2 separate regions of the Mus musculus genome follow, and region 2 is linked to region 1. Evidence: chromatin loops called from intact Hi-C (ENCODE). Cell type or tissue: heart. All regions are shown on one strand.

What was found. Peaks named below come from ENCODE experiments on the same cell type or tissue, not always from the same donor. Only the 100,000 strongest peaks of a DNase experiment are listed, where the experiment ranks them.
Region 2: it touches region 1 in a loop (2.3-fold over the local background); 5 of 42 quality-filtered maps call a loop at or near these places.

What each region holds. Positions count from the first base shown.
Region 1 is chr13:99,057,274-99,059,773 of GRCm38, forward strand. No RefSeq gene overlaps it. Among named protein-coding and RNA genes, the nearest start is that of Gm35493, 15 kb to the right of the region's middle. In heart, no CTCF peak of the experiment used is centred here; a DNase peak (open chromatin) is centred at 1,528.
Region 2 is chr13:99,123,581-99,126,080 of GRCm38, forward strand. No RefSeq gene overlaps it. Among named protein-coding and RNA genes, the nearest start is that of Gm45938, 14 kb to the left of the region's middle. In heart, no CTCF peak of the experiment used is centred here; DNase peaks (open chromatin) are centred at 761 and 1,521.

The sequences.
Region 1 (2,500 bases):
AGGCACTCTTGCGACAGAAGCCTTCAGTGCACTCAGTGGCTGGCTGCGCTTTGTCAAAGCAGGGGGAGCTAAAGGCAAAAGGTTAGCCCTGTGCTGGAGACCACTGACTTCCCTATCCCTAGGGGGAAGAGCTCAGAAATCAGGCCATCATGATTGGCTAACTTAGATCCGGAGTCTGAGGAGGGCTATGGGAGGACTTGTGCTTCCCCTACCATCCCACAGGCCTTCCTACCATCTTGTTTCCACATTGCTTATGGTGTCTCATTCTACACACCAAAGTCTCAAGATCCAGCCCGTGGCTCTCTCCCCACAGTTACTGCCAGCCTCAGTGAAGTCCTCTTGCTTTGGAGCCTGTCGTCTCCCTTGACCTGGATCTGCTCTGTGTCACGTAGTCTTTGTTGTGTCTATCTGGCTGTACATTTGACCCTTTGCTGATTGTTCTGGTCCTTGGTGCGGTTAACCTTGTACCCCTTCCAGCCTCAGCCTCACAGGGTCCTTCAGGGTTGGAGCCCTGCTCCTCCAGTGTACGCAGTAGGGAATGCTGCAAGAAACTGGCTTTGCTCTGTGGCGTGGCTGCAGAATTCCTCCCCTTCCCTCACCCCAGCTCCCCCACTCACCTTGAACTCCAGCATTCTAGAAAGTTCCAACTCTTACTTCGGACTTAAAGCTCTTAGGACACAGCAACCCCCGAGGTGGCTTGGGATGTGAGTCTTTCAGTTCCTACCTATGACCCTTGGGCAAATTCCTTAACCCTATTTCAACCTGCCAAATCATAGCATGCTGGATACCCGGTTGAGTGAAATACTACCTGTAAAATGTCTCCAACTTGTTTACTATACAGCTAGTGCTGAGTAAATGTCAATGTAACATTATTTTATTATCACAAAAGTACCCTGGTCCATTGATGTGGTTGAAAGAAAGTCTCTGGAGTCTGACAGACATACTGGGTAAATTGCTCTTCTGACCATGATGAGCTTCAACCTCCTTATGTGCCCCAGTGCCTTCTATGATACGGGATACCACTTCTCTGACTCACTGTGAGAACCAAAGGAAATAACACGCAGAAGTATTTGCAAAATGCACGGTGCACAGTGCCACAACTGTTGTCTGTGGTGCAGTTGATGGACGACCTTTTCTAGGAAGGATGGCTTTGTGAAATTATTCATATTTCCCATTGCTTTGGAATATTCCAGAGTACCATGTGAGCTCTGGAGTAGATCAAGCTTTCATGGTTGCGTTGAAGACAAGAACCATGACATTTTAAAAGTCAGATTGGGTACTTGGCAGACCAGGTCTTTTCTCTGTCCAGGAGAATGAGGTCATTGTATCCCAAGCCAGGTGCTGTTTGTCTCCAGTGCTTGTAAGCTAGCCAGGGGCACGCACGAGAGTGAACCTGCTGGACAAGAGCTATGCGTTTGGACGTGCACACGGCATAGCAGGAGATCTTGATGACGAGTCTCATGGGTAAGTAAAGCAAACATGAGACTCTGTTCAGAAAACACAAATTTCCCAGGAATTTCTAGGCACAGGAACATCTGACTGCATAGACAGCTGGGGATGGCTGGTCACAGTCTGGGGAAGCCAGCCTCTGTTCAAACCACCCAGAGTGACGACATCATCGCTGCTCTGTGCCAATCTTTCCCACTAGCTTAGCAATCATCACACCACCAGAGGAGGAAGGAAAATTCTCCATCCAAATCAGCCTTCCTAATACTGCAACCCTTTAATGCAGTTCCTCATGTCGTGGTGACCCCCAACCATAAATTTTGTTGCTACTTCATAACTGTAGTTTTGCTACTGTTATGAACTGTAATGTAAATATATGATATGCAGGATATCTGACATGCCATGTCCAAAAGGTGGTCTCAACCTACAAGTGGAGAGGGAAACTTGCCTCATGACATTGAGAACATGTGAACACTTGCATGTGTGTACCTGCACCCCCTTTTCTGACTGACTGCAGTGAACCCTCTCTGCCAGAAAACATCATAACTAAATTCTGAATTTTTCAAAAACAAGTCACTTAAGAGCTAATGTAAGAAGTGGCTGCTTTGTACATGGAATGGAACCTTTGTATGAGACAGTAAGCAGTTTTATACACATTGGCTCATCAATCACAATGGTTATGAAATAGGCACTAGACTCCTTTTCTAAGAATTCAGGGACCACAGCTAAGCTCTGAGTTTGGTAGTTTGGGTTAGATGTTGTCGTGTTGGGTTTCTAGGGGTCTGGAGAGATGGCTCAGTGGTTAAGAGCATTTGCTGTTCTTGCAAGAGGACTTGGGTTCAGTTACTAGCACTCACATGGTGACTCATAACCAATATCAACCCAGTGACAGTGGATCTACCACTGTCTTCTGGACTCTATGGGCACCAGACACACACACAAAGCAAAAGATATGCACCAAGGCAAAAAAGAAATCATGCAAATAAATTAAAATAATAAATGTTTAAATTAAGCTCCTAAGGTCTGTTATCCTCCCACACAAACATAATGATTG
Region 2 (2,500 bases), 66 kb after region 1:
AATAGAAAACCTACCAGCGACCACGCCCTCAAAAAGCCGGTTCTCCTTCCCCAGTAGCTTATCAATTGCTAGTAGCTCCTCAGTAGGGGTAGGGCCTAGAGAACACCGCCTTAATCTGTGACTGAATTCTCTGGCTGACTTGACCTTGTGCAGGGAGCCACATCTGCCTAAGTACGGTGTGAGTACAATCGCCATCTCGGATCCAGAAGACGTTTCACGTCGCTCCTCCCCACCCTCCAGTTCTTATGTTCTTTCTGATGCAGTTCAGATCCAGGACAAGTGGTGGAGGTGCATATTTTACACACCAAAGAGGACCAGAGCTCCAGGTTCTCCCAGCATCCTTCAGTCTCTATGTATACAGGGCATGGCTGGCATACCCTGCCCTCTACCCTGAATTTTACAGCCCAGGGGCTGGGCTTCCCCTCCCCCATAAGCTCCTCCCGGTACAATCCAGGCATTTTGTGCTCTCTCTCTCTCTCCCTCCCTCCCTCCCTCCCTCCCTGTTCCTCAGTACTCCCACTCTCTTCCTCCCCCTCCTTCCTTTCCCTCCTCCCCCTCTCTCTCTGTATTTTCTCTCCCTCTTGTGAGCAAGCCCTTTCTCGATTTCTGTCTGCCCTCCTCCCCAGCCACTCCTCCCACCCCCATCCCCCACCCCTGTCTCCCTCACCCTGGGCCACTTTCCTGGCCTCATTTCTTGGGACCCTGAAGTCACTCCCCATGAAGGGCTCCCCCTTATATTCTCCAATCTGGTTTGAATTGGCTCATTTCACCAGCAGAGAAAAACTTTCACTTTCTCCCTACTCTTCCTCTGTCTCCTGAGCCTTGGAGGAGCAGGGGTAGGGTTAGTTAGCAAAGATGTCTCTCCTAGGGCTGAGCACTCAAGTTCCTTTCTCACCACATTCACCAGCCATGACTCTCTGCATTAGTGGCCGATACTGTTGAGAGCTGCCCTCTCTGTCCATGGTGGATCAAATTTTGAATATTTAAATTTTCTACACATGTGATATTAGGAGACCATTGGAAACAAATTGAGAGAAGCACAGATTAAAGACTTGGGGAATATACCTCACCAAGCAAACTTCAAATAAAACAAAAGGCAGAGATGGCTTTAACTTGAGGAATGGGCTAAAAGAGTCTTTTCTAAGTTTAAGGGAAAGTCGGTGTTTTTCTGGGCAAGAGAAGCTGGAAAGAGGAGGGGGGAAAACAGAAATGGAGCAAAGTGCTGGTGGCTGATGGAGGAGTGTCTAGGAGAGAGTCTCAAGTGTAAAGAAAAGACCTTGAAAAGAAAAGAGCATTTCCACCTTTGAGACATGGTCTGAGGTGGGTGGGTAAAGAGGCACATTGTTAGGTCACACCGAATGATCTTATATGGTCAGGGGGCGGAGAAGTGGAGAAGAGGGAGAGGAGAGAGGAATGTGGAAGGGCTTTTGGCAGGAGTCTGGCAGGGAGTGACCCAAATACCTCTGGATGCTAGGAGCTAGCTGAGTGAGATCGGCTGGGTCCCTAGGAGCATGAGCAGGCCTGGGGACAAGATGTCCTTTGGCATTGCTCAGCAGGCTGGGAGCAGGAGGACAGGAAATGGGTGGAATGTAACAGCTGCACACACAAATGTCCGTAGCTGGAGATCTCAGGAGACTCTGTGCATCTGACTCCCGTCCTCAGTGAATGTTCCAGTTACATGATATCATTTCTTCCCTTTGAAGATCATTATGAACCTTGGGCCAGGAAGAAATGCCATAATTTGTCACTGAAATGTGTGGTGCGTAATGGAGAAAATATGGAAAGGTCTAAAACTTCAACAGTGCCTAACACGAGGCTGGGGAGAGGGCTCGGGCAGTCCAGTGCTTGTCTTGCAAGTTCAAGGACATGAACTCAACTCTCAGAACTCACATAAAAGAACTGGGTGTGGTTGCATGATTTTTAAAATCCCAGCACTGGCGAGAGGAGGAGACGAGCAGATACCTAGGGCTTGCTGGCTAGCCACCCTACCCTACTCAGTGAGCTCCAGGGAGAGACTCTGTCATAAAAAACTGAAGGGTGAACTCAAGAGAGGTGGGCTGGCAGTTAAGAGTAGTTGCTGCTCTTTCTAGAGGACCAGGTTCAGTTATCTGTAAATCACATGGTGGCTTATAACCTTGGTAGTTCCAGTTTCAAAGGATCTGATACTGTTTTGTTTGCCCATGTGGCCACCAAACACATGTGGTGCAGGAACACACTCACTCATATACATAAAATAATTATACTGAAGGGGAAAAAAAATCAAATTTTAGCTGGGCAGTGGTGGTACACGCCTATGATCCCAGTGTTCAGGCAGTAGAGGGAGGCAGATCTCGAGGCTAGCCTGGTCTACAGAGTGAGCTTCAGGACAGCCATGGCTACACAGAGAAACCCTGCCTTGTAAAACAACAAACAAAAAACAAACTTTAATATATTAGAAAGATAAAGTTGGACTCTGCACACACTGGCAACCACATGACTCACAAATACACACATACCAAAG